Regions from separate parts of the Homo sapiens genome. Here region 1 is linked to region 2. The links are chromatin loops, found by intact Hi-C in ENCODE. Cell type or tissue: ascending aorta. All regions are shown on one strand. Each heading gives the region's core, and the rest is flanking DNA. Links, peaks and the distances in the headings are about the cores only. Region 1 overlaps THSD4 (thrombospondin type 1 domain containing 4). Region 2 overlaps THSD4 (thrombospondin type 1 domain containing 4).

Region 1 (15,214 bases), core at 6,868-11,867, 98 kb before region 2:
TGTCTGCATTAAAGGCAGATAATGTTAGCTTTATTTTTCTATAAATTTATGTCTAATTCACATTTCCATTTTCTCTTACATGTGTCAGTATTTTATTGAAAATATATGCCCCTTTTCCCTTTTCTCTGAGGTTCCCAGTGGTCTCTATTGTCATGGTATTTGCAGCACCTCCCCTAACCCCCTCTTGGCCTTCTCCACATGCTTTGGGCAGGTCCTCATCAGTCTTTCTTTATAATTGTACATCCTTATGTTAGTCCTGGAACCCTTGGCTGAATCTGGAAATTGCTTACCTGTCCTCCTTGGGTAGCATTCCTTTGAACTATTATCTTAGCTGCTCACAGCATGAGCTTCTTTATTTGGCTGGCAAACCATTAAGTAGCTGCCTGTTTTGTCTTTGATTTTTAATGGAAGTCAACCCATTAACATTTGGGCAGCAGAAACAAGGCTGTGGTTGTCACTCTCTGATTTCTGGTGTTGCTTTTCTGTACGTTGGCATTTATTCAATCTTCACTAAGCACCTACTCAGTAAACAGTCCCAGGAAATACTGGTGCCTATGAGACAGAGAATATGATTTCTTCTCTGACATTTCTGTTGGTCCGCTAGCTACTTAAGCATCACTTTCCTCATTTTTCCTTAGAGTTCTGCCTCCATTCTGCCATTGCTTTCTTTAAACTAACACACAGTTCTACTGATAAATTGTTGTTTCCTGGTGTTAAACTCACAGCATGAACATCAGCAGCTTTCCGGACCCCCATCTCTTGATCTGTACAGTAAGGAGGTTGGGATGATCTCTTAAGTCCATCCTATTTATGAAGGTGTTAAATTAAACGAAACGTGATTTGAGAAAGCCTCCATATTTGCATACTCAAGCCCTTATGTAACCAAAACCTAACTCTGTAAACAAACCATAAATCTAATTTAGGAATTTGGCTTTGTAACAGATAACTGAGTCTCAGCCAATCAGGGCAGCCAAGTTTCAGTCAATCACAGGTGGCCACGTATTCAAACCAGGTTCAAATTTATTCGCTTTAGCGAACTCCAAGCTCTAAGTGAGCCAGCTGTTTCTATAAGTCACTTCTGTTTTCTGTACAATCCTTCCCTTTTTGTGTCCATAAGTGTCCAGTCATGTGGCAGCCCCAAAGTCTTTCTGAACCTGTTCTGCTTCTGAGGGCTACCCGATTCACAAACTGTTCTTTGCTCTATTAAACTCTTATTTGTCTAAGGTTTTTCTTTTAAGAGATTAGTGTCACAAGTGGGACTCAAAGTCAGACTCCAATGACCCCCAGGAACACCAGGCAACCAGGTGAGGTATCCATGGAGCCCAAAGTGCTCACTGCTCTCGTTTGTAACTGGAGGTCATGGGTTAGTTTTTCTCTTGAGTTCTGAACTCCACAGCGTTGTGTCTAGAGCTCTCCTAGTTTATATGAGCAATTTTTTTTTAACTGAATTGGGTTCGGAAGTCACGAAAGCAACTGGACTGGATCCAGGATTGGATTGGATCCAATAATTAACTGGACTGGATCCAGCTATAGGCCTCAGATGTCTGACAGAATCAAAGGGAAACTGGCAGTAAATGGCAATTACTGAAGGGGGTGCAAACTCCAGCTTTCAGAAATTTGCAGGGATTTTGTGTCCTATCCTCATCATTTCTTTTTCTTGCATGTTTAGGTAAAGAAAAATCATTGGCTAAGCTGGTTAAGGGGATCTGAGAGCCAAGGCCAACATTCAACATAAAAATGGGATCCTTAACTTTGGAAGAATTGAGTACTCCACTTTCTTGTCATGTCTACCTTTACATGTATTAGTATTAGGCCCTGAAAGGCAAAGTCTTACTGAAGATAATTTAAAATTACAATGCCGTTATGTGGATGGTTCCAAATGAACGGCACTGCACTTTAAGAAGTGCATTTTAAAATGTGGGCTCCAGAACTAGGCTCACCCGGGAAGCCTATTGATGTGCAGATGCTTCTAAGAAGGTTTCAAAAATTTTATTGCCTCTTTTAAAAGACTATTTGCAAAAGGCAAATAAAAAACTGAAGCAACTAATTGAAAGAAAAATTGAATCTGCTAACCTTTTGGCTTAGCTACTTACCTCATCCAGAAGGCAAAAAGCAAGCTGGATAAAGTGTTTATAAAGGTATACCTTCAGATAAAGGAAGGCTTCATCTTTTTCAGTGCTATCCATGCTGAATCCAGGCACACAAAATAGTTTCATGTTTTTGTTTTTTTTTTGAGACGGAGTCTTGCTCTGTACCGTTGCCCAGGCTGGAGTGCAGTGGCGCACTCTCGGCTCACTGCAAGTTCCGCCTCCGGGGTTCACGCCATTCTCCTGCCTCAGCCTCCTGAGTAGCTGGGACTACAGGCACCCGCCACCACGCCCAGCTAATTTTTGTATTTTTAGTAGAGACGGGGTTTCACCTTGTTAGTCAGGATGGTCTCGATCTCCTGACATCGTGATCCGCCCGCCTCGGCCTCCCAAAGTGCTGGGATTACAGGCGTGAGCCACCGCGCCCGGCCACAAAATAGTTTCTTTGCCCTATTTGTTAATGAGCTCTGCCCTGAATTAGTAATTTTAGCTAAGAAACAGAAGCTAAGTTGCAAAGAGACCACCTATTGAACTAAATTGGTCTCTCAAATACAGTCATTCCTCAATATCCACAGGGGATTAGTTCAGGACTTCCTGCAGATGTAAAATCTGCAGATGATCAAGTCTCCTATGTAAAACGGCGTATTATATAAACTACGTACATCCTCTTGTATACTTGAAATCATTTCTACATTACTTATAATACCTAACACAATGTGAATGTTATGTAAATGATTGTTATCCTGTATTTTTATTTGTATGACTCTTTACGATTGTATTGTTTTTTTCTTCCTGAATGTTTTCGATCCATGGTTGGTGGAATCCATGGATGCAGAAGCAGATACAGAGGGCCGACTATACACTTTTCTGGCATTTAGCTGGCTATTTTGAAATCCTTTTGTAAAAGAAATTTACATCAATTAAAAAAAATCCACATTCGTAAAGTTGTCAGCCTCTCTGTACCAGGAACAGAGGAAGGATCCAGTCATTTGAAACTCTCAAAATGGAAAAGACACTGGTTTAAATTTATATCGCAATATATCACAATATCACAGTGGCCATTTTGCCTTAAGTAGGCCTTAAAGTATGACCTTCTTTCTTGATTTGGGCAAATGATGGTATTCAAGCCTTAAGTCTCAGTTCCGTGCCTTTGAGATATAAATGTTCTACCTAGCTTTGCTTAAGCCATCACTTTGGAAATGCAAATTTAGGAAAAAAATCATTAGATGCTTATGATAAAAGGGGATAAGTCAAACAGACTTCTGAGGTTAAAACAAAGGCCAAATCTACCAAAGGCTGGACAGACGAGGGGGACCCCTGCTGGTCCCCCAAAATTACAGGGTCCAAAACCAGTTTCCTCTATTTACAGCAATTTGGAGAAATTCAAAAAGTAGGAAGACAGAAATTATAATAAGCAAACTAGAAATCACTTAGGGCAATAATCTAACAGGTTAATTTAAAAAAACAATGATGGGGGGAAGGGTCCCTTGACTCAACCCCAACCCCTTGTTAGGATGGGATAAACTTGTTTCAAAATTCATTGTTTCAAAGTTATTTTCCAGTAACTTAATGTCTTAAAGTCATGTTACATTAAGTAATAGATACTTATTAAATGTCTAAGTAAGTTAAAATACTGGAACATTAATTGCTGGACATAGGTTTAGAGTATATATACTTCTGCATTTTTTAATACAGTATAGAGAAGCTAAATATATTTGGGTCTATTAGGAAACATAAAAAATTGTGTTATGAGAAAATACATTTCTAAAAATTATAAAATGGTATCATCTCCCTTCAAAATTATTTATTCCATGAGAAATTAAAGTTAATAGTTTAAAATTCTAATAAATATAAGGTAATTAAAACTAGATATAATAAGGGAAACAGTAAAAGTAAGATGTGTTTTTGGTGAGGAAAGTTATAAGAAAGGCATGAGGATGTGTTATATTGTTAAGGAAGAGTAGTCTTATCTAGTTTGGAGGTGGTTTCAGAAGGAATGAAGGAAGAAAAGAATGACTGGATAAAACTAAATGGATAAGATGTAGAAGGTTTGTGGAAGATGCGTATTATAAAAGGAATTTTATATGTGATCAAGTTGGCTAAAATTAGAAGGAAATTGTTTTTCTAAAATTGAGTGCTAATAGCAAAAGTACACTGATGCAAAACTAGCATTTGGTCCTCTCTGTTAAAAGAAGAACGTTTTCTTGGAGTATTGGCTTCTGCTCTTAATAGGAAATCGTGAAAGGTTTTTCTTTACCTTTTAGGCATTTGGCCCAGAAAATAAAAATTCTGTGTTTTACCGAAACACTTTCCTGTCCTTCATGTTGTCTTTCTTAGGTCTTTGATTACTAAAGAAAACTGGGTCTTCTCTATTAAAAAGTTAAGATTTTTCCTACAACTATGTAAACTTCTGTATTTGTCCTTAAAATACCTTATTGTCATCTTGATTAAATACATAACCAAGGTCATATTTAAGTGTTTTAAACTTTTTGACATTTTTGACAAACTTCCCCAAATCAAATCTAAATTAATTCTTTTTGATCTTGAATTAACTTTGTGATTTCTCAGTAGGGCCCCTGGAAAATCGCAAAGGATGTATCTCTCACCTTTTAAAAAAAGAGATATTAAACTGAGTAGACTTACTTGATATGTTAACTATATGGGAAGCATTGTCAAATAAGAAATAATGTTTAACATTTAAATTACTTTTATGGATATGATATTAAGATGACTGTTCCAAAAATTGTGTGGGATTACTAAAAATCTAATACGGCAGCAGTCATAATTTCAGTTATGTTAAAATGTTCTATGCTACAGAAATAACCAAATTTTCTTTTCAATTGCTGATTATAATGAATTCTCATTAGATTTTTAACTGGACATGTTAAGTCTTTTGTCATCCACAGTCAACTATCGATAATCCAAAAGTGCTTTGTGTCCAAGGAGGTTCATGGAAAGGATGGAAAGGACTCTGACAAGTACAGGTTTCTGACAACCTTAAGATAATTCCAATGGAAGGGTAATAATTCCCAGAATGCTTAGGAAGAAACTGACTGTCTTTATAAAACTGCTAGCCCAACATCAAGCCAGAGCAAAACTTAATTAAATATTAACACCAAGGAAATGCTTTGGCAGGTTTTTATATTAAGTCAGCCAATACTAAAATTGTTAAGATATGCAATTTGAATGAACTTCATAAGATTGATCCAAATTAAATTACCTATGGCAATCTATTTAATAAATGGTGCTAAGTACCTGAATTGGAAAACAAAATTGATATTTAAAAGGATGCAAAGTCAGTGTAAAGTGTGGACTCATGGAGGCCCTGGGGCCCTTCCTGAGTCCTTAAAGTTTCCCTTATTACAAGTTCTGCACTCTGTAACTCATCAAGCAGTAGGCAAAATGATATAAATAATGAAAAATATTAGTGTGGTGACTATTCTAAGCTTGCTAAAATGGTCTACAACCAATGTTTGGCTTGTCAAGCCCATAATCCTAGGAAGACAATCAAAACTTTAGGTGGTGCATTTCCACTACCTGATGGGCCATTTGAACATTTACAGAGGGACGACATTAAATTGCCACCCTCAATGGGACGGCAATAAACATATTATGTGTTCCTTTCCCATAAGAGAAAGGGAAAGGAATGCATAATATAATATGCTTACGGAAGCAGCTAACAGTTGGTTTGGAGGCATCCTAAGTGGTGGGTGGCAAGCTTGGCTTTTCAAAGTTTCCAATCTGTGTTTCTTCTACTGTGTCTCCAGATTGCTATGACATGTGTTGCCAGGCTCACTACCAAGATGGATACCTCTTTGAGTCAGACTATTTTGCAACAAGATAGGGTCCCTTGATTGCCATCAAAACCAAAACAGGGGCTATGATCAGTTAGACTCAGCTATTATTGAACTGCCTCAAGTTCCAGAAGTTTGGTTTGTTTGATTTAGATTGGTCTGTATGGGCTCTTGTTAAGGAGTGTACTTTGGTCTTTTGATACTATTCTCTTGATAGTGATCACAGTCGTCTCCTGGGTGTGTTGTACCCTCTCAAGTCTTAAATATTTGTATGCAGCCATTCATTGAGCATCAAACGGTTTCATTTTGACTAGATTAGCAAGAATATAAAAAATTATTCAACTGATGACATGACATTGTGACTTGTGAATTCCATACTGTGACCAAATAAGAGTTATGAGTTCTGTACTGAGACCAAATAAGTCCTTTTATGATGACGACAGAGAGTGGCACCAATGCCCAAAGTTTTGATCAATCTCTCAAAATTTGGTCAGAGGCTGACCAAAAGAAGAAGGGAATTGTTAAATTCAACTAAATTTGGCTTGAGAAAGCCTCTGTACTTGCATACTTGAGTCCTTACATAACTGCAACCAACTTAGTACGTAAACAAAAATGAAAACCTAACTTTGGAATTTGCCTTTGTAATAAGTAGCTGAGTCTCAGCCGGTCACAGCAGACAACCTTCAGTTAATCACAGGTGGCTATAAGGCAAACTCCAAGCTTTAACCAGTCCAGCTTTCTCTGTACCTCACTTCTGTTTTCTGTATCTCACTCCCCTTTTTGTGTCCATAAATATTATTCAGCCATGTAGCAGCCCTGGTCTTTCTGAACCTGTTCTGGTTCCAAGGGCTACTCCATTTGTGAATCATTCAATTAAATTCTGTTAAATTTAATTTGTCTGAAGTTTTTTTTTAAACAACAACAACAACAACAAAGGTCAGCAAATAAACACATACATGTGTAAAGAAGCCATTTGTGGCCGGGCGCGGTGGCTCACGCCTGTAATCCCAGCACTTTGGGAGGCCGAGGCGGGTGGATCACGGGGTCAGGAGATTGAGACCATCCTGGCTAACACGGTGAAACCCTGTCTCTACTAAAAATACAAAAAATTAGCCGGGCATGGTGGTGGGCACCTGTAGTCCCAGCTACTTGGGAGGCTGAGGCAGGAGAATGGCGTGAACCCTGGAGGCGGAGCTTGCAGTAAGCCGAGATCGCACCACTGCACTCCAGCCTGGGCGATAGAGCAAGACTCCATCTCAAAAAAAAAAAAAAAAAAAAAAAAAAGAAGCCATTTGCTTCAGTAATTTGTCATAAACTACAAACTTAATGGAGTCAGAGGTTGGAAGGAAAACTGTCCTCTTAGGAATGGAGGGCTGGCGAAGGACAAGTTAGATATGACAACAGCTGACTATAAGAAAACAATAGCCATGTAAACCTAAGAGAACCAGAATCCCCTTAGAACTGAAAAGATGGGTAGGATGACCTTTCCTTGTTCTCTGTAACCAACAGCTAAGATGTACTTTAACAATGAGAAAATGAGAAAAGCTAAAGAAACCCTCCCCACCCACACACACCAGTGCTACCTAATCCTGGAGCAGAAGCCTTAAAAAGCTTTTGATCTCAACAACTGGCTTAAAACAAGTTACCCTCTGGCCGGGCATGGTGGCTCATGCCTATAATCCCAGCGCTTTGGGAGGCCAACAGAGGAGGATTGTTTGAGCCCAGGAGTTCAAGACCAGCCTAGGCAACATAGTGAGACCCTGTCTCTACATAAAATAAAAAGATTAGCCCAGCATTGTGGCATGCAACTGTAGTCCCAGCTACTCAAGAGGCCGAGGCAGGAGGATCCTTTGAGCTCCGGAGTTCCAGGCTGCAGTGAGCCATGAGCACACCACTGTACTGCAGCCTGGGCAACAGAGTGAGACCCTGCCTCAAAAAAATAACAAAAAACAATAATGACAACAACATTACCTTCTTATACCTAGAAGAAAGAATTAGGTTTATTAAGCAGTGACTCTCAACCATAAAATATTCATTAAAAAATATGCTTTAATTATGGCTAATATTTAAGCTTATTCCACTAAAAAAACTAAAGCATAATGGAGTGGAACAGTGCAACTGGCAGGACGAAGCATCCCCTGGTACTTTATATATGCAATTACTGCATTACATTGTTTTCCTACCTGTGTTCTCATTGAAATTCTGAATTCCTCAAGGATGATGGGACCTTGTCTTTCTCATAGCCTAGACAGAGGTCTTCTCACACAACAAGTGGTTGGTAATTGATTGTTCAATTAGAATGAATCAACCAGTGCCCATTCTGATGGTCCACACCTGGAAAGAAGCTGGCTAGCCATCTACTCACAAAAGCCTCCACCCCTCATTCATCTGGTGGGAGCTCTCCAGGCCACTTTCATCATGCCTTTACAAGAATAGTGAAGGCATCCCTTTCTCAGCATCTTTATTTTGACCCGATAGAAAACTGTATGATGTATTGATATTATTAGAAAAAGCCACTTTACTGTTACCTGCCAGAAAGTTGTTCTAATAAATATACACATCACTAATCTTTAGAATCAATAGTTATAATAAAATATGAAAAAAATCAAAATAAAGATATCTACAACGTAAATGCTATCCCCTTAGATGCAGTACCCTGTGCAGTGCACAACCTGAACAACTGTACAAGGCAGATAATTTCTTCCCGACATCTCAGTAGCTAGCCTTGAACAACTAAGCCTATAAGTAGGTGGAAAATGGCAGGACAATTTATGTTCTGCTATTTTCAGGTTGGCTTTCAGAAGAGTCACTGAAGGAAATTGTGTGTGTGTGTGTGTGTGTGTGTGTGTGTGTGTGTGTGTGTGTGTTGTGGATATGTCCGGGAATAGAGAAGAAGGCAAGAGTGTGATCACAAGCAGGAAAGAACAGGACTTTAAAGAATGACTTCTGTATATCACAAAGTTCTCAGGCCCAGGATGACCTGCAACCTTGTCAGCAAAAGAGTTTCCCTGGAGATACACGGTTAGCTTAGGTCCCGAATAGCTGCCCTGAAACAGAATGGCCCACTGCACCCTGGGTGTTGTCTCTAAACCCACAGGCAGGCCTCATCACGCCCGCCCTCTTTCTCCTTATCCTCCCTGTAGCACTAACACTGCAGACGACCACCTTCTCTTCAATGTCCTCTTGTCCCTTTGCATCCCTGTCACTACAGCCCCCTGGTTCCCTTCCCCTGGGGTTGTTCCTTCCCTGATTCTACTTTTTTCTCCACCCCGATGCAGACATTCCCCAAGGGTCATGGCTCAGAGTCCACAGCTCCTTCCTCCCCTCTCCCCTTTCCTGCTGTCTCCTAGGATGGGGAACACCCACATTCCTGTTGATCCTAGCCCACATACTGCCTGTGGTCCTGGATTTCCATTCACCTGCTCAGCATTCCCACCAGGATTCCCTGCTTTCACCTCAAACTCATTTAGTGTTAATTTCAAGTCCTCAACTTCCTCTCACATCTGTTCTTCCCCACTGGGCATCCCTCTTTGTGTCAGGTTTGATGTTATTCCAGTCACCTTGACTCTTCTCTGTCCTTTACCCCCTTCATGAAATCAGCCATCCTGCCACATTGATTCCCTCCTGGGAGTGTCTCCAGAATTCCTTTCTCACGTCCATTTCTTTCCTCTTCCCACAATCAGTGCCACATCAGGCCCAGATAACTGTGGCCACCTCCTTTTGGTCCCTCCCTGCACATCACCCTGCACACACCTGCTAGGTGAGTATTCGTACAGCATCTCCTTAAGGTGTCACCACCTTCCCCAACCCAGAGCCTTTGGTAGCTCCCTCCTAGGGCATGAAGTTTAAGCTCCAGAGCTGGGGGATTGAGACCCTCAAAATCTGATCTTACCAATTGTTTGCTGATGTTTCAATCCAATATGTCTCGGCATGAGTTCTTAACCCAGCCAGACTGATCTACTTACAGACCTAATCATATTTTTCATATTCTGACCTCATGCCTTTGCTTATACTGGTCCCATCACCTGGGATCCCTTTCTTGGATAACTAGCACAGGTTGAGGAGACAGCAGAGACTAGGAGTCTGTGAACATAAGTTGGCCTGGTTTGGGCAAAGAGTTTGCAAATGGGAGCAAGGGGGAAAGATTTGTTTTTCTCAGGGCAGATCAGAATTATGTGTGTCCCAGGGGAGATCCAAATGATCTGACCCAACCACAGAATGGCCAGAAAAAGGTTGCAAGTCAGAACAAGGGTTGGTGGTCTGGCCAAACAGTGACAGGGCAAACTATCAATCAAGACCCAGAAGAGTGGTGGTATGAAGGAGGTGAGTATGGGACTGGTGTGGGAGACTCAATCATGGTAAGAACAGTGTCAAGAAACAGGACATCTAAACTAGGGCATAAGGAAGGAGGCTGGGTCCTAAAAATTCAGAGCATGAAGATCAGAAGAGAGCCTGCAGCCAGGCCCTCAGACCTGAGCACTGCCTTCATCTTGTCCTACATACATTCAGGATTGGCTCCAGTCAGAGACAGCACATGCAAGAGGTGTGAGCAAAGGATGTGAGTACTCCTCCTCCTGCACCCATGACAGACATTACTAATCAATTCTGGCACTCTTTCACCTTGGGCACAGTCATGGTCTCAGAATCTCTTGCATAAGAACTCTCGCCATTAATCAACTGCAAGTAGCAGGAGACAAACTCTATTTGTTATGCATAATCACAAAGTCGCAGGTAGGGCCTAGTCGGTATGTGACAGTACATTGGTCTCAGTGATAAATAATACAGAGTCATAGTAGAAAAGTGCTAGGTCAGTTGTTCTCAAACTTTGAAGTTCACCATAATCACCTGGAGGGTTTATTAAAACCCAGATTGCCAGGGTCCTCCTCCAGAGCCTCTGATTTAGTAGGTGTGGAATGCAATGGAATGTGAAAGCAAATTTGGGAGTGAGGCCCGAATTTGCATTCCTAACAAGTTCCCAGGTGATGCTGATGCTTTTGGTCCAGGGACCGCACTTTGAGAACCACTGCACTAGATAAAACCACATCCTCTCTCCTCTTGTTCTTAACTTATCTTTCAAGGCTGGCTGGAACCCCTTCTCCTGGGCTTCAAATGACCCCTTCCAACTCCACTCACAGAGGACATCATCAATACTGCTTGTGGAATCTGTCAACAAACATGTATTGTGCCAGGAGTAACACAGACAGGCAAAGTCCCTGCTCCCAAAAAAGACACAGTAGGGGGCTGGGGAAGAGTGACCCAAACAACTGAACAGGCAATTACAATTCAGTGTGAAAGTGATGGGAGGGGAGAAGCATAGGCAGCGATGAGAACACAGAACCAGAGCATCCAACTCGGTCTTGGAAGGTCAGAAAAGGCTGCTCAGAGGAAAGCACCAATGAGGTTGAGATGAAGATGGAGAGAAGTTGTCAGGAAGAGGGAGAAAACATCACTGTCTTGGGCTATTTCCCTTTCGCACACATATGTGTCCACATGCACATACTCTGCCTCATCTCTCCATGTAAACTGTAACATACTTGGATGAAAAGATCATCTTTAGTGTACACAATCCTCGTGGTGCTCGGTCCCTGGCAGACATGCAGTTTTTATTAAGTGAATGCATACATTTGCAACATCCTGGAATTGTTCTACATTTAGGAAGTGGGGGAAATGGGGAAAAGGGAGTGTGAGGAGATGTGGATTTGTCTGAAATCCCTTCTGTGGGCTTCTGGGGATTTCTGTGGCTGTGAGGATTTCTCTAAATACCCGCAGGACAGGTGATTCCACATTAAGCCCCTACAGTACACCCTTTCTTAGTCTGGGAGGCTCACTTTTACCAAGCAGCACGTCTGTGCATGGTGATTAATGGTCTGCTGTCCTAGCCTTTGTGTCTACCCAGCCCAAGCCACCATCTGTGAATAGTCTCTTGCTTGAGTAATAGCCTTGTCTAGCAAATTGTTTTGCACATTTATAAACAGAGATTGGGCGTTTTCCTTTGCTGCCTTAATTTCAAGTGATTAGGCTGAGGTCATTCCTGCAAGCAACTTCTTTCCTAGAATTCAAAGTCTGAAGGTCAGGGCCATTGCTCACCCTCAAGATTCATTCCTCAATGCAGCCTCTGAAGAAGCTGGAGGGAGACCCAGAGCTCTGATGAGGTAGAGGCAGCCTTTCTAACAGCAGAACTGGTAGAACTTCACTCCTTCCCCTAGAACCACCACTTTCTGATTTGGATATTTAGATGAACATTTTCTTACCACATCCCCTTCTTATTGCATCCAATTATTCATATATAGCATGTGGTTAGCTCATGTGCCACTTTAGATGGGATAAGAAGTAACAGATACTCACTTGCTGATCTCTCTCTTATCCAGCTCTGTCTCCCCAGAAGATAGCACACCCTGATGCATACTGAGTGCTCGACAGATGGGAAATGAGTGAAATAATGAAGATATCGACTTCATGGTACATTTGAAATGAAGAAAATGAACTGAGTGCTTTGCAAAGAAAGGTACACTTCCCTCTGCATCCCCCATTTGAGAGTTTCTACCACTCCACAGTCAAGGACATCAGGGCAGAAGGACTGTAGTACTGAGCACTAGAAACATGTGTTTGCATCACTTTGGAAGAGGACAAACATCACCCAGCCCATGCTCAGCTGTTCCACACAAGAAAATACAAGCCAGCATTTTGCATATCATTCCAGGTCTACCCTCTTGACTTATTTTGTAGTTGAATTCAGTCCAGTGTTCACATAACATCCTGAGGGAAGGGTTGTCCTAGTGACTTTACAACTGATTGCAGACAAGCAGTTTCAGAATTTTTAAAGTAATGATTTTTAATTCTCAGGGACCATCATGCAGCATTTGTGTGTATATAATGCTTTCTCCAAGAAACACTCACTCACTCTCAACGGGAACACTGTCTTTCGTGAACTGCCTGTGACCTTCAGGATGAAAAGCCAGAGTCCCACCACACAGAGTCACAGATTTTGGAAGCAGAATGGACTTTGACAACATCTGCCTGGACCCTTGTAGCTCATGGAGAGGCAATTTGGACAGGAGCAAGTCAGTGGCAGAGTAGGGCCAAGAACTCGAGTTTCCTGACCACCATTCGAAGCTGTCTTTTAGAAGCTGAAGGAAAGCTTCACCACCAGATCTTATGGATCCAGAAAAGATCCCAAAAATATAGTTGGGTTTGAGGTATGTCAATGTGTTTCAATGATGATTTGCTATTTGAGTCATAAGCACCTCCAAAATGTCTTTGTTTCAGCCACCGGGATATCCTGTGTATTAGACCCTAAAATAGGAGTCATGTAAGTTCAAGTTAGGAGAAAGCCAGAGAACTCGGCACCCAATAAAGAAAGGAAATAACAGTCTTTTCAAAGACTCATGAAACAGCCACTAAAACTGCCTGTGTATTAGACCATAATACAAAATTCACTACATTTTAAAAGTTCAGACTTATTCAGGGCTATATTTCTGACCCAAAAAGCAATAAAACTAGAAATTATTAAGAATTATTTTTAATCCATCCACTTGCAGTTATAGGCATTCTTCTAAATAACTTTTTGATTAAAGAGGCAGTTAAGACTGAAATTATGAACTATTTAGATAAACTGTTTCCAACCCCAACCCTAATGCTATCTGAATATTTTTAGACCAGTCTTAGAATCTCTCGATTTTCTTCTCTCTGAAAGGAGGTTGTTGCAAGATTGAAAAGAGATAACAAGAAAGAGGGCCTAGCCTGCGGGAGGGGCGCCCGCCATTGCTGAGGCTTGAGTAGGTAAACAAAGCAGCCAGGAAGCTGGAACTGGGTGGAGCCCACCGCAGCTCAAGGAGGCCTGCCTGCCTCTGTAGACTCCACCTCTGCAGGCAGGGCATAGCTGAACAAAAGGCGGCAGAAACCTCTGCAGACTTAAATGTCCCTGTCTGACAGCTTTCAAGAGAGTAGTGGTTCTCCTAGTACGGAGTTTGAGATGTGAGAACGGGCAGACTGCCCCCTCAAGTGGGTCCCTGACCCCCGAGTAGCCTAACTGGGAGGCACCCCCCGGTAGGGGCACACTGACCTTACACGGCCAGGTACCCCTCTGAGACGAAGCTTCCAGAGGAACAATCAGGCAGCAACATTTGCTGTTCAGCAATATTTGCTGTTTTGCAGCCTCCACTGCTGATACCCAGGCAAACAGGGTCTGCAGTGGACATCCAGCAAACTCCAACAGACCTGCAGCTGAGGGTACTGACTGTTAGAAGGAAAACTAACAAACAGAAAGGACATCCACACCAAAACCCCATCTGTACGTCACCATCATCAAAGACCAAAAGTAGATGAAACCACAAAGATGGGGAAAAAACAGAGCAGAAAAGCTGAAACTTCTAAAAATCAGAGTGCCTCTCCCCCTCCAAAGGAAAGCAGCTCCTCGCCAGCAACGGAACAAAGCTGGATGGAGAATGACTTTGACAAGTTGAGAGAAGAAGGCTTCAGACGATCAAACTTCTCTGAACTAAAGAAGGAAGTTCGAACCCATTACAAAGAAGCTAAAAACCTTGAAAAAAGATTAGACAAATGGCTAACTAGAATAACCAGTGCAGAGAAGTCCTTAAATGACCTGATGGAGCTGAAAACCATGGCACAAGAACTACGTGACGAATGCACAAGCTTCAGTAACCAATTCGATCAACTGGAAGAAAGGTTATCAGTGACTGAAGATCAAATGAATGAAATGAAGCGAGAAGAGAAGTTTAGAGAAAAAAGAGTAAAAAGAAATGAACAAAGCCTCCAAGAAATATGGGACTATGTGAAAAGACCAGATATACATCTGACTGGTGTACCTGAAAGTGATGGGGAGAATGGAACCAAGTTGGAAAACACTCTGCAGTATATTATCCAGAAGAACTTCCCCAACCTAGCAAGGCAGGCCAACATTCAAATTCAGGAAATACAGAGAATGCCACAAAGATACTCCTCGAGAAGAGCAACTCCAAGACACATAATTGTCAGATTCACCAAAGTTGAAAGGAAGGAAAAAATGTTAAGGGCAGCCAGAGAGAAAGGTCGGTTTACCCACAAAGGGAAGCCCATCAGACTAACAGTGGATCTCTTGGCAGAAACTCTACAAGCCAGAAGTCAGTGGGGGTCCATATTCAACATTCTTAAAGAAAAGAATTTTCAACCTAGAATTTCATATCCAGCCAAACTAAGCTTCATAAGCCAAGGAGAAATAAAATCCTTTACAGACAAGCAAATGCTGAGAGATTTTGTCACCACCAGGCCTGCCCTAAAAGAGCTCCTGAAGGAAGCACTAAACATGGAAAGGAACAACCAGCACCAGCCACTGCA
Region 2 (15,214 bases), core at 5,462-10,461:
TTATTACAGATATAGCAATGGGTAAAAGTCTAGATCTGTAGGTTTATATAAAAACATCATGGGATAATAAGATTATTTTCAGTTTTTCTTGGACACGTACAATTTTCTAAATATCAAGTATTAACACAGCATGATGAAATGATAAAAACAATGAACTTTCTCCCATTTCCTTCTGTAAAGACAAGCATCTAACACTGCCATACTAAGCCACCCAAAAGTCTACTCCTGTACTTTTACATCCTAAGTATTTCATTTTGTCGGGCATATCTTCCAGGCAGTCACACTGTTTAGTATTAATTTCTTTGTGACTACGACTTTGACTCAAATATCATTCTTCTTAAACAGGAATATGTTTACTCATAGGAATGTTGTTTGTTAAAGACTGAAAATTTGAGGTATACATGACCAAAAATGTGAACGATAATAGGCAAAATTCGGAATAACCCCACATCAGCAAAAGTTATAGTGAAATTTCCCTACTATAAAATTGACAATAACAAGCATATTTTTTAAAAGCTCAGCATCACTGATCATTAGAGAAATGTAAATCAAAGCCACAATGAGACACCAACTCACACCAGTCAGAATGGCTATTATCAAAGTGACAAAAAATAACAGATGCTGGTGAGGTTGTGGAGAAAAAGAAATGCTTATACACTGTTGGTGGGAGTGTAAATTAGTTCAGCCATTGTGGAAGACAGTGTGGCAATTCCTCAAAGACCTAAAGTCAGAAATACCATTCGACCCAGCAATCCCATTACTGGGTATATAGCCAAAGGAATGTAAATCGTTCTGTTATAAAGACACATGCATGCATATGTTCATTGCAGCACTATTCACAATAGCAAAGCCATGGAACCCAAATGCCCATCAAGGATAGACTGACTAAAGAAAATGTGGTACATACACACCATGGAATACTATGCAGCCAAAAAAGAACAAGATCATGTGCTTTGCAGGGACATGGATGGAGCTGCAGGCCATTTTTAGCAAACTAACACAGGAACAGAAAACCAAATACTGCATGTTCTCACTTATAAGTGGGAGCTAAATTATGAGAACACATGGATACATAGAGGGGAACACCATACACAGGGGCCTATGGAAGGGCAGAGGGTGGGAGGAGGAAGAGAATCAGGAAAAATAACTAATGGATCCTAGGCTTAATACCTGGGTGATGAAGTAATCTGTACAACAAACCCCCATGACGCACATTTAGCTATGTAACAAACCTACACATCCTGCACATGTATCTCTGAACTTAAAAGTTAAAAATAAAATTGATAACAGATAACAGTAATAGTAACAACAACAGTAAAAGCATGACCCCAAACCCAACTTAGAGTAAACTGGTCACAATCTAAGATGCGTAGAACAAATACATCAAATAAAGTGTTTATCACTGTGGATATATAAATGCGCCTAAACCTCACTTTGAAAAAATTGGTAGAAAAAAACCTGAGTATTAGCTGAATGAAAAAAAAAATTCTTGCAATGATATTAATAAAGAAACTACGCACATTTTTAAAGAAAAATCACTAGAATTTTTTTTTTTTTTTTTTTTTTTTTTTTTTTTGAGACGGAGTCTCGCTCTGTCACCCAGGCTGGAGTGCAGTAGCACAATTTCGGCTCACTGCAACCTCTGCCTCCCAGGTTCAAGCAATTCTTCTGCCTCAGTCTCCTGAATAGCTGGGACTACAGGTGCACACCACTACGCCCAGCTAATTTTTGTATTTTTAGTAGAGACAGGGTTTTACCATATTGGCCAGACTGGTCTCAATCTCCTGACCTAGTGATCCACCCACCTTGGCCTCCCAAAGTGCTGGGATTACAGGCATGAGCCACCACACCCGGCTGTTTTTTAATAAAAGAGAAAAGTTGGGGTTTGGAACAATTCATTGGAAAACAATTAGTGAAGTACTTAGTTGCTTGAAATTTTATTTGGAGTTAGTTTCAGAAACACTTTAGGAGGTGAAGCGCAATTCATGAGAACATTTGGTGAAGCCCTGTCATGTAGACACAAACTATCCTGGTTTGGAGCAAAAAGAGACAGCCAAGCCAAAAATCAATAATACCACCAAACAACACATTTTAAACTACTCAACAGACACAAGTGAAGGAATAGTCACAGGACCTTCCAGTTGGCTGGGAGGCTTTATATTAGTGATGAGTCCATTTAATGATCTTTGCTTGTTCTGTTTATAATATTATTTGTGAAGGCTTATTAGTGTGCAAAATGCTTAGCTGTAAATTATTTAATGGAGTAATATTTAATCAAGTATTATTATTCCATTCCATTCATAGTAAGAATGGTACTTACATCTCTGAAGATGTAGAGCGGATGGTTAAAATTGAGAATAGCAGCCTGGACAGAGGCTGGTGAAGGCACAGACAGCTTCAGTAGAGAACAACACACTCAAAAAAAGAAACGAGTCAATGCAGACAGTGGTTGAATATTAGTTTGTAGAAACATTGCAATAAAAAGTGCCTCCTAGGAAAGCTTGCTTTATTTATCCACTCGAATACTAGCTATGGGGAGGGGGAAGGACTGGGTAGGTCATGACTAGTGTTCTTAAACTTACTGTTGAATTGTTTTTTTTTAATGAGAAAACAAATGTTCTCAAAACACAAAAGTAAAGACCTGGATACAATGAATTATTTTATTATTCAGAAATTGACTTATTTAGGAAACTTTTTTCTTTCATAGCTGAAACCCACCATTGCAAAGAAGAGCTAATATGAAAAGGTTTGAGAGTTTTTCATGAAGAGCTCAGATCCAGAGGTCTGTAAGTCTTTGAGTTAGGTTATTTACATGTGAAGACAAGATAATTATTTACATGGGTCAAAATAAAGAGCAACAGTTGTCGTTACTGAAATCAGAAACACTTTGGGTCCATGATATTATAGAAGTAACTTGGCTTCTCAGCATGAAGAAATACCTACCGAAATTCCTATATGTAATTCCTATGCCTGAAAATGTAGCATGGAACCACTTCTTTGGCAACATGCTGAATATCTCCCTGTGTGGAATGCCCCAACACTTATGTGTATGAATTTCTGTTCTCAATATATAACACCAACAAAGAGAGAGAGGCTGCCTGGACCCAGAACTTATTATAATGTAGCATTAGCACTCTTTTTATCAACCCAATTTTTAAAATATCCAAAAATCATATCTTTTTTCCTCAATAGCAAGGAATATAAAAGCATTTTTCTATTAAGACAAACAGGCATACACTACTGTGCACAATGAAAATCCCACACGCATTCATAAGAATGTGTAGACATCTCTAGTCTTTCTTTGTACTACTTGGGGCCACATTTCCAGGGTTCTCATCCATTCGAGTCTAGAGCTAAGGACACTTAAGAGAAAAGGCATTGTACCTCTTGTTTAAGTAGAATATGATGGTACTGACATAATTTAATCCAACTAAAATGTGAAATTCTGGCAAGAGATACATAAGGCTGCTCTTTTCTAAAGTAAAGAATCCCAACAGGACAAAGGGCTAGCTCTTTCCCTCCCCCACCAGAGTCTCCATTTACCATCCCTGGGCATTGAGCTCTCAACAGAGCAGATCTTCCCCTTGCCCCCAAACCCAGCAATGCAGCCCACTGTCAACGATACCTTCCACTTTTAAGCTATGTAGAAATATGAATTTTAAAAATAGGGCAAAAAATTTCCCATGATGACCAATCTTTGTGATGAGTTAAAGCCGCTTACTAGCTGTTGGATCTATCTGATCTTAGCAAGTTGCTAAACCTCCCTAAACCTAAACTTAATAATGTCCTTTGTCTTACAGAAGTGCTCGGAGGACTGTGTGAGATGCTTCTTGTAAAGCAGCCCAGCACACTGCCTGCCACATAGTAAATATTCAATAAACATTACTACTATTAGGGACCAAGTCTTTAATGAGCTGGGTTCAGGGTCAAACGCCATTAACAGGTTCTGAAGTAAAAGACATCTCTCTCAACATCAAAAATACTACAGACTACTTAAGGAGATAATATTAACATTTAATATTAACATTCAAGAAATAAGTGACGTAAAACCATATGTGAGCAACAGGGCTGGTAGACTTGGTGTGTTCAAGTTCTTAGTCTCATTGGCCATATGAGCTTGACCAAGCAACTGTATACAACAGAGTTACAAAGATCTGACCTGGCCGGGCGCGATGGCTCACGCCTGTAATCCCAGCACTTTGGGAGGCCGAGGCTGGCGGATCGTGACATCAGGAGATGGAGACCATCCCGGCTAACACAGTGAAACCCCGTCTCTACTAAAAATACAAAACATTAACCGGGTGTGGTGGCACGCGCCTGTAGTCCCAGCTACTCGGGAGGCTGAGGCAGAAGAATCGTTTGAACCCGGGAGGTGGAGGCTGCAGTGAGCCGAGATTGTGCCACTGCACTCCAGCCTGGGTGACAGTGCAAAACTCCGTCTCAAAAAAAAAAAAAAAAAAAAATCTAACCTGCCCACCTCACAGGTCAAAGAAATAATATACATGAAAATCCTCTGGGGGCTAGAGAACTTTATGTGCATGTTTGTAAGTATTATTGTGACTACAATTAATTAAAATAGGGTACTCTGTTATAGGGCCCAGGCTGAAAAGGATACGCAAGTTGAATAAGGAAGAAATCAGTGAGGAGTCAGGTAGTTGGGGATGCCTTCATGGATCTGGTAAGCTTTGAGTTGGACCCTGAAGATTAGATAGAATCTGGGTAAATGAACAGCACTGGCAGGAATCCTAGCAGAAGTCACTACATGAGCAAGTTCAGAGTGAAGTGCTTGGTAGAGTGTAAAGTGGAATGGTGGGAAAGTAAGTGTGGGTTAACTGTGGGTGTTGGCCTATGTGGACCGTCAAAGTCAAGGAGCAGAGCTTAGCTAGGATATGTCGGAACCAAGGCAGCACTGGACAAGCAATGGCTACCCCTAGAAACAGGACTGTTGACAGCTACAGGATCAACCTCACATTTACAAACAAGTAACACATCTCCTTGTCTTCTTTTTTCCTATTTCTTCCTTTTTTAAATTTTATTTCTTACAACTATACCAGGTTATGGTACAGCTGGACAGGGATATAAATCAGTGAACTCTGAGAACACTTTTAATCCAAGCACCAAATAAGGCAGCATTTCCTGTGACTGCTGGACGCCACGGTTTAAGTGAGATGCCAAACATTCCTCATTTGGGAAAATGCGCAATAGTCCACAGAGAGAACAAAATCAAAATGTGAAAAGTTGAATAAAAAACACTCCTTTGGAAATAAAATATTACTCAGCATAAGTTAGCTGACCTCATCTTTGGGACTAGAAAAATAACAGTAAATAGTAATAATAGCTAACATTTATTGAGCCCATACCAGGTGTCAGGTGTAGGAACTATTTCATTTAATCTTCTCCCAAACCTTTGAGGGGGATACTACTATTATCCTCCTTTCCCTAATGGGGAATCTGAGGCCTTTAGTCCCGGAGCAGGTGAACATCAGAGTCAGGGTTTTAATGGTTATACTACATGAGCCAAAGCCAAAGGACAGTGAAACTGCTGATGGCTGAACACGACAAATAGGAACATTTTTTATCAGTTTTGAAAATTAGTCATCTAAGATACAAAATTCCTCATGGTAAAAAACCAACTCTATAATTACTGAACAAGTGCCTTTCATATATACAAACTCATTTATCAAATGGAGAAAAGATTATCTTAAAATTTCTTCATGCTATGGAGAAAGGATCCCACTTAACACAATACATATATCCAGAAACAGTCATACGCACTGAATTTCTGTAAATCAAGTACTATATTTACTAAAGAACTTCTCTAGGGTAAATGTGCAGTAAATATTTAATAAAATGAAGAATCGTTTTGCAACCTGAATAGTCATTCAATAATTTATCTGTTTTGTAAATTTGGATATACAGCAGACTCTTGACATTCCTGAGGCATACATCTGAAACCTTCTTGAATTCCCAGATCCACAAATACAAGAATGTTTATAGAGGCTCCCAGCTTTCGCTTGAATCACATTTCTATGGAGAGCCATATGCGTTTTCCTGTGCATAGCCTCACACTACAAGTTAACCCTACTTTCAGATTTCACTAAATGTTGCTCTCACCTGATGGCTGTTTTTCACAGACACAACACAATGTTTTAATTAACAAGCATTGTTACAAATGCATGAATGCGCAGAACAATAAGGATAAATGACCCTTTTCCATAACATGTGTCTTGCAAAGTAGACTTCTCGGATTCATACCTCAGCCCAACTCTGTGCCACAGACCCACAGGGGAACCCACAAAGAATCACAAACCTGTGAGTTAAATCCATGAACACCTAAGGTCTGAACACATTTATTAAGTTTGCCTGGGCAGGGACATGGGGCGTATCTATAGAATCCACTTGCTAACCCACAAGTTACAGAAGCTGACTGAACCTTTTGGTGATGAGTCCAGAAAGTTCAATTGTAGAAACATTGCCCCCATGAATTACAAATGATTCACCTACAAATTCAAAATACCGATACTTTGTATGATGAGAGTTGAAGATCAAATTTGGGTGATTTCACAGCCTTCAGTAATGTAGTCCATTCACAGCGGGTATGCTGGGCACAAAAACCAGCAGATGGACCTTTTTGAAGGACTGTCCTGGAACTCGCAGTCCCTGGCTCGGTTTAGACACACCTCCAAAACACCACTAACCATGAAAGACAGAACAGGGCAAAGAGTGAGGGAGGGACTGGGTGAGTGAGAAAGGAAGACACACTGAAACCAGGAGAAACAATGAAAGAAACAGAAACACAGGAAAAATGAGAGAGAGAGGGAGGGAGGGAGGGAATGAGGAAAAGAAATAAAGAATGAACAAGGAATTTGGCTGCTGTGCAGGAACAGAAAAAGAAAGATGTTATCATTTCAAAATACATATTATAGCTTACACATTTCAGAACATATTTGAAAACATGACTGCCAAATTTTCAAATTATTTATTTTCACCCCTTTTGTTCCAAAGAGGTTTTGCAGGATTTTGCTGCCAGATTAATTTTCCTGAAGCTCAGCTCTGATCATACTACTCTCCTGCTTACAAACCCCAATAACTCCTCACTGCCCATAAAAGGCAGTCCAGTTTCTTTAGCCTCCTGTTTGAGGCCCTCTATAATCTGGCCCCAAACTTCCAGGCCAACCTCGTCCTACACTGTTCCCCTTTATAAGTTCTTTGCTCCAGAGGAAGGACACTCGCCGATGTTTCCTAACACCTGTATTTTCTGCCCAAGCACCTTTGCTTCTGTGGTTCCCTCTGCCTGGAACACCCTTCCCCTACATCTGCACACGCCCAGTCCCACTTGCTCCTGGAAGCTCTACCTGGAGGATAAGCATACAGCAGGCACCCAGTCACCAATAGTGGAATGTCCAACACTGATACACGTGCTTTACACATGGCATCTCGCCGGAACCTCACAACAAGAGGAAGTTATTTCTTAATTTTCTAGATATGCAACTGTGGTCCAAGGGAGCTAGGGCTTTTGCACTGAGGTTGTGTCCTTTGCCCATTGCTCTTCCTGCTACCCCAAGGCCACTGTTTGTACAGAACAAAAAGTGACTGCATGAATCAATGCCAACATGTTGTAGCAATCTTTGTGTTTTTTTTTTTTAAAGGGGAAAAAGTACACCTTTCCATTCTGTGTGAACTCGAATTCGCTTGTCCAGTCCTGAGTCACAGTTTCATTTGGGAGCCCCTGTGCAGCCCTTGCCAGTTTCCACGAGGCAGGATACTCCACTAGCTGATTCAGACAGGCAGAGGCTGCAGAGGCCCAAGAAGCCAGGGCGGTACGGATGCCCCAGGCACCCTCCACACTTCCCTCCTGGAGATGCCACAAGAACATATGCAGAAGGAGGCTGATAACCACCAAAGATGTCAATGGATCCAGTTCTACTCCTTCGCATCCTAAGAATGTGCCAAAGGATTTTTAAAGGTGCCATTTATCACCAAGGGTGGGAGAGCAGGTTGCTAACACTATTTATACAACCTCCAAAGCCGGCTTAAACAAACATGGCAACTGGGTGTAGGACCAGGCATCATGACTGATTGATGGGGGCCTTTTAAGCACGCAAAGCCGCCAATATCTACAGGCTCACTGGACACGGGCCAAAGCTATTACACTATGAGCTGTTACGTAACCTTAAGTACAAATGGAATTTGAGCTGTACACATCTGATATGCTTCCCCTTTCTAATTTTTGGCATCAAGAGGCTACGTGAATTGACTGGAATGTAAGAGTCCTCCCCTCCATTTTCTCCCTTTCCTGATGACAGGCAGGCCACGTGATCACAGCAGAACATCTCATAATAGTTACTGATGTACTCAAAGTTTCCTCAAACCAAACGTTCCACTGTCCTGTTGAAATCTGACCTATTTTTAATAGGCTGCTCCGTTTAAAATCAGCATAATTTGCTGGAGCATGACTTTAGATGAAAGCTGTTTCCTGGGATAAATCCAAACTTCAATCCCCTGGACAAAACTCAACTCAGCCCAATAAATTATGGCTCACTCGATAAAATTTTAAAGCAAAAATAAATTAATCCAATAACCATATGAAATCTATGGTCGCCCTGCCAGTTTCTTGCCCCTACTCATTTGTTGACTTCTGGGCTCACTAAACTCGTGACAAGGTTTGTCTGCCTAGCGTTTCTTACCCCTGCAATACTTGGCTTTCTCCACCCCTCTAACCTGCCATATTTCAGACTGGCACAATCGAACAAACTCCTTGCCCCATCAGAGACTAGTCAAGGTCCTCCTCCTTGCCTCCGCAGAGAAACAGCATCTGCAGTAAGATTTCAAAGAAAAAGATCAGCAGAGCACAATGTAGAACTTTGTTTCCCCAAACTTTTCTTATTAATTACTAAATAGCGTTCTTGAGTTGCAACTTCTGTTGAACAGCTCCAGAGCTACAAGTGAGTTATTAATCACCTACATTTTAAAAATCTGTATCGGGGCAGGTTGAGGCAGGTGGATTGCTTGAGCCTAGGAGTTCAAGACCAGCTGGGCAACATGGCAAAACCCTGTCTCTATAAAAAGTACAAAAATGTATAGTGCATGGCTGTATTCCCAGCTACTTGGGAGGCTGAGGTGTGAGGATCACTGACCCCAGGGAGATCAGGGCTACAATGAGCCATGATCATGCCACTGCACTCCAGCCTGGGTGACAGAGTGAGACCCTGTCTCAGCAAAACAAAACAAAAACAAGCAAACAAAAATTCTGTTGGCTTCTAGCAGTCTTTAGTTTGAAATTAAAATGTGGGACTTCTCCCTGTTTTATTTCTGAATCATTAAACATAATTAAGCAGACATTTGTCAACAAAGTTACACAGTGCTTTCCTCACAAGGCGGAGTGCTGGCGGGAGGCAGTAGTGGTGGTATTTTTATATTTGGAAATCCAAAAGAAAGAATAAAAAATATAGATTAAAAACTAAGCACTACCCAGTGAAGGGTGCTGCTGTACAGGAGGAATCTTACACAGTGGGTAGTGATGATAGCTTCTGCTTTGGCCAGAGGGAGCTACAGAATACTGTATGTGCCATCTTAGTCCCAGCACAGAAAGGGCTGGGAGGTATCTACCTTCAGTGGACCATCCAAAGATCACTGGACACCACCAGGAGAAAAGTGATTCCAATAGAGCAGTGACAGTCACAGAATAGGAAAGACAGAGAGAAGCAAAAACCCAGAAATGTCTCCCACGTTAAACAGAAATGGCTGTGAATGAGAGCATTCTATTCCAGGGTAATGTATGTCACACGTAGTAATCTTAAAGAAAAATATATCCCTACATATACTCAATTACCAAGTATTTGGGTTACTAAGTAAAAGGGCCTCAAACAGTTAACTGATGGTGAAGCCTAGATTTGCAGCTAAGAGGTGTGATAATTATGTCTATGACTTCAGGATATGATGACAAGTGCTTGCCACTGTTTAGGCTGAAGGCAGCTGGGTTTGGAAACAATAATTCAGATACAGGCCAGGCACGGCGGCTCACACCTGTAATCCCAGCACTTTGGGAGGCCAAGGTGAGCAGACCACCTGAGGTCGAGAGTTTGAGACCAACCTAGCCGACATGGTAAAACCCTGTCTCTACTACAAATACAAACATTAGGTGGGCGTGGTGGCGGGCGCCTGTAATCCCAGCTCCTCGGGAGGCTGAGACAAGAGAATCACTTGAACCCGGGAGGCAGAGGTTGCAGTGAGCCCAGAATGCACCACTGCACTCCAGCCTGGGTGACAAGAGTGAAACTCCGTTTCAAAAAAAAAAAAAAGAAGAAGAAGAATTCAAATACAAATAGTTGCCAGTACCTCCATTTTATTATTCTGCAGTGGATACGGCCTCAGATGCAGACAGGAAATACAATCAAAAGAATTAAACCTATTTAATACACAGCCATCAGATGATCCAGTTTTTAAAACTATCCTTGATTCAGTTCCTCCACCTCTGGATACACTGCCCCCAATGAGAGAATTCTTAATTTAAAGGATTATTCTGGGAAACCAGGCCAGCCCCTGACAATTTCACCCATCCTAAGGTCATCTCTTGAAAAATTACAATCCGCTACATATTGTTTTTTACTTACATTTTAAATGTGAATACATTTAGACAATGTACGATAACCTGTTCATATTTATTTGCATCATTCCCTGCCATTAAAGAATGCATACAGGCATTTGTAGTCAAATATAATGAAATATTGTAAACATTTATGAAGCTCATCGTCTTTAATAAAGAATAGAGACTCATCTCAAATTTTCGAGCAACTAGCAGGATTAATCGGCACCTAGGTAACCATGATTGGAAAGATTGAAAAACCATAGAACTGGCAAAGAGGCAGCACAGATGTAGCCATTCCCCCTTCCCAAGCCCAATCAAGGCATCACTAATCAATCCCAATAACATTCCTTGTTTCCAAGCCCAGCACATCAGAGCTCACACAGGTGAGGAGACCTGCGCGTTATGACTCATTAACCACACTCTAAAGGGAAGAGTCAGGATAATAAACAGCAAGCCCCAAAGCACAGAAATCAGTTTAAGGAAATAAAATTATTCAGCAGGCTGGCAAAAAGAAGATGCGGGGTGACAACATGATTGTATTAAAATATCCGAAGAGGTACACTGGATGTTGTGCTCAACATGGCTCCAAAGGGTAACTAGGCAATAAATAATTATTCCAGGGTAAACATGGTGGCATCACAAGAATGTACCAAGGCAGATTTTACCCAGATAAAAGGAAAGAGGGGTGCACCTTCCCACCTCAGACTACAGCTACACAAGTGATTTTTCTTTTAATCTTTTGTAAACAACTCCCACTGATTCATGGAGTGTTCTCACAGAAATTTCTAAGAAATGGAGACTGGCAGGTTTGGTAGCTGTTTAACAGCTTTGGGGGAAGGACAGTGTATTAGTCCGTTCTCATGCTGCTGATAGAAACTTACGCTAGACTGGGTAATTTACAAAGGAAAGAAGTTTAATTGACTCACAGTTCAGCATGGCTGGGGAGGCCTCAGAAAACTTAGAATCATCGCAGAAGGGGAAGCAAACACAGCCCTCCTCACACGGTGGCAGTAAGGCGATGCACCAAGCAAAAGGAGGAAAAGCCCCTTATAAAACCAACAGATCCCGTGAGAACTAACTCACTATCACGAGAACAGCAGCAAGGGGTAACTGCCCCCATGATTCAATTATCCCCACCTGGACCCTCCCATAACAGGTGGGGATTATGGGAACTACAATTCAAGATGAGATTTAGGTGGGAACACAGAGCCAAGCCAAATCAGACTGTATCAGTGGGGTGAGAATGTCTGATAAATATATAAAGCATGGGCTGAATGTGTAATTTAAATATAAGTTGCATATTCACTGATCACACCGTAGTTGTAAATCTAACTCTGAAAACCTCTTGATATGCACCAGATACTAATATCTCAAGGTCCATGCAAGGTACAACAAAATGTCCCAACCACTCCTTCAGGACATGTCCCCACCAATTTACAACATGGTGACCTCTGCTCGGAGAGTGAGAGAACTGTGCTACAAGAGATTAAGACAGAGACCCAGGATTTCCTGGAGAAGTCTTAGTAGTCTTGATGTAAAAACACATTTGTTTGTTTTTAAAGGAAATGAATCAGTCATGGCTTGGATGCATGGAGGGAGAAATTCTTCTGCAGGCCCTCAGGCAAATCGCTGCTCTCAGCTTGGTGGGCTGTGCTTATGTAACTTCTCGGTGACTCTGATTCTTCTCTGTTGTTCTGTGACCCAGGGCAGACCATCCTACCCCTGTGAGTCTCTATTCCTGCATCTGTTGAGTAGGAACACTAGAATACTGACACCCCGACCAGCCACACGATGACAACTGAGCAAGGCAGTCTTTGTAGAAAGCTGAGTTCTTGGAAGAGAGAAACAATAGGATCGGGTCTCAGTATTTAATATTTTGCAGTGAGTTTAAGCTCTATGCTTGGTTTCAAGTCCTTAAAATCATTCCTATTTAGTCTAATCTGCTCATTAGATGTTGAAATACACCCTGAGGCTTTTCTTTACTAACTACCCAGAATGACATGGGTTCAAGTGCCAGGAAAGAAACAGCTTTTTAAAGAATCATTTACACCTGCTAGAATACCCTAGAATAGAGGCAATTTTCTCCCTCAATCTTTCCTTTCTCATATCCTACATTTTCCAGTGGAAAGACTTACAGAGGTAGGTAATAACCATTTGCCCCATCCTGCATTCTCCTTCCTCTTTAGCTAGAGAGAGAAACATGGTGTGGGTGTGAGAAGGAGGCCTGTCCCAGAGACATTTCACACATATACTCCTACTTGGCAGCAGTGGTGGGAGAAGAACTAGACCAGCAACCAGGATTATAGGAATCAGGGAGGAGGGAATCATTCCTCACTCCCATCCTAAGGTCATGCCCCCTTATGATGCAGTGGCCCATGCGCCTGTGTAAATACACACTGGTCAACCTGAATTACACCAGCATCACATTTGGGATCAGAGGGGATCTACACAGGTCTTGTCTGTACAATCTTCAGAAATGCAAACACAACAAGAAGGAGGAATGAATGATACTTGCGTGTTACATTTCAATTTCAACAATTCCCCCAAAGGTGTCAGGAAGCCCTACCAGCTGAATGATGAAATGACAGTTGATGAGCCAGGTGGCTACCCTGACATGTCATGAGTTTCAGTCACAGACACCAATCATTTTTGTCCATCCCATATCCACTTTCCCTTCTTTCTAGATTTCTTATTTGAAAATTACTTCTCCCCTCTGTGTGTAGTCTTGGCGAGACTGTCACTCAGGGTGTCCCAGCTCCCCCTGGCCAAGGTGTGGGATGTGGCCTAAGCTAAGCCAATCCAACCCTTGTTACCAGGACTTTGACTCTTAGATGGAGAAACCTGCTGGAATTTTCCATTGCAGCAGCAGCACACTAATGAGACTGTGAGTTCTGTCCACCTGGAAGCCCAGGGCTTCCCAGTTTCCATCCTTTACCAAGCCTACTTCTCCACACTTCCTGTTGGGTCTCTGAGCTATTGGATATCCTCCTGATAAAATCCTTTTGTGTTTGACTTAGCCAAAATTGGTGTCTGTTGCTTGCAAAATAAGAAAGCTAACTAACACAGATGTCTGGCTTGCTTCCTCGGATTCTGACCTATTAGAGGATTCCTACGCCCAGCAAAGCCCTATAATTCTAAATGAGTCTCAAAATGATACTGTGTATTTTTAAATTTTATTTCGATTGATAAATATTTGTATATATTTATGGGGTTTCAATACGTGTATACATTGTGGAATAAGAAAATATGGTTAATTAACGTATCCCTCACCTCATACTTATTTCTTTGTGGTGAGAACATTTAGAATCTACTCTTTTAGCAACTTTGAAATATACATTATTATTAATTATAGTCACCTTGCTGTGCAATAGATCACCAAAACTTTTTCCTCCTGTCTCACTGCAATTTTGTGCCCTTTGACCAACATTTTACTTTTCACCACCCACTCCCTCCCTCCTCAGCCTCTGGTAACTGCCATTCTACTCTCTTCTTCTGAGTTCAAATTTTTACATTCCACATAAAAGTGAGATCATCTAATATTCATCTTTCTGTGCCTGGCTTATTTCACATAGCATAACGCCCTCCAGGTTTACCCATGTTGTCACAAATTACAGAATTTCATTCTTCTTTCAGGCTGAATCGTATTCTTTCATGTACACAGACCACATTTTTAAATCCTTTCAGCTGTCGATAGGCACTTAGGTTGTTTCCATATCTTGGCATGTGAATAACGCTGCAGTGAACATGAAAGTGCAGACGTCTCATCAACACACTGCTTTACATTCCTGTGGCTATATACCCAGAAGTGGGACTGCAGAATGATGGTAACTCTATTTTTAGTTTTTTTTGAGAAACTTCCATACTGTTTTCCAAAATGGCTGTTCTAACTTACATTCCCACCAACGGTAGACAAAGGTTCCCCTTTCTCCATATCCTGGCCAACACTTACCATTTTTCTTTTTCTTTTTTTTTCTTTTTGAGACAGAGTCTCATTCTATCACCCAGGCTGGAGTGCAATGGCATGATCTTGGCTCACTGCCACCTCCGCCTCCCGGGTTCAAGTGATTCTCCTGCCTCAGCCTCCTGAGTAGCTGGGATTACAGGCGCGCGCTACCACACCTGGCTAATTTTTTGTGTGTTTTCACTAGAGACGGGGCTTCACTACGTGGCCAAGCTGGTTTTGAATTCCTGACCTTAAGTGATCTGCCTGCCTCGGCCTCCCAACACTTACCATCTTTCATCTTTTTTCTAATGGCCATTCTAACAGGCATGAGATGATAGCTTATTGTAGTTTTAATTTGTATTTCCCTGCTGATTAGTGGTATCGAGCATTTTAACATATACCTGTTGGCCTATTTTATGTCTTCGTTTGAGAAATGTCTATTCAGGTCCTTTGCCCCTCCCTCCCCACTTCTTTCTTTTTTTTTTTTTTTTTTTTTTTTTTTGAGACAGAGTCTCACTTTGTCCCCTGGCTGGAGTGCAATGGTGTGGTCTCAGCTCACTGTAACCTCCACCTCCTGGGTTCAAGCAATTCGGCTTTGGCCTCCCGAGTAGCTGGGACTACAGGTGCGTGCCACCACACCTGGCTAATTTTTGTATTTTTACTAGAGACAGGGATTCACTATG

Evidence for each region. A loop is a pair of places that touch in the nucleus more often than their neighbours do. Peaks named below come from ENCODE experiments on the same cell type or tissue, not always from the same donor. Only the 100,000 strongest peaks of a DNase experiment are listed, where the experiment ranks them.
Region 1: a loop joins it to region 2, with 2.2 times the contacts of the local background. A loop is called at or near these places in 1 of 110 quality-filtered maps.

Annotation. Positions count from the first base shown.
Region 1 is chr15:71,371,402-71,386,615 of GRCh38, reverse strand. The region is part of intron 6 of THSD4 (thrombospondin type 1 domain containing 4); the gene reads right to left. Among named protein-coding and RNA genes, the nearest start is that of THSD4-AS1, 190 kb to the right of the region's middle. RefSeq lists enhancers at 1-30, 94-628. In ascending aorta, for the core only: no CTCF peak of the experiment used is centred there; no DNase peak of the experiment used is centred there; H3K27ac peaks cover 365 bases.
Region 2 is chr15:71,272,216-71,287,429 of GRCh38, reverse strand. All of the region lies in intron 6 of THSD4 (thrombospondin type 1 domain containing 4), which reads right to left. It overlaps LOC124903521 (a long non-coding RNA gene), which reads right to left. Exons shown (of 2, transcript XR_007064701.1): 2 at 1-10,026. Among named protein-coding and RNA genes, the nearest start is that of THSD4-AS1, 91 kb to the right of the region's middle. In ascending aorta, for the core only: no CTCF peak of the experiment used is centred there; DNase peaks (open chromatin) are centred at 7,419, 7,759 and 8,199; H3K4me3 peaks cover 1,043 bases; H3K27ac peaks cover 4,426 bases.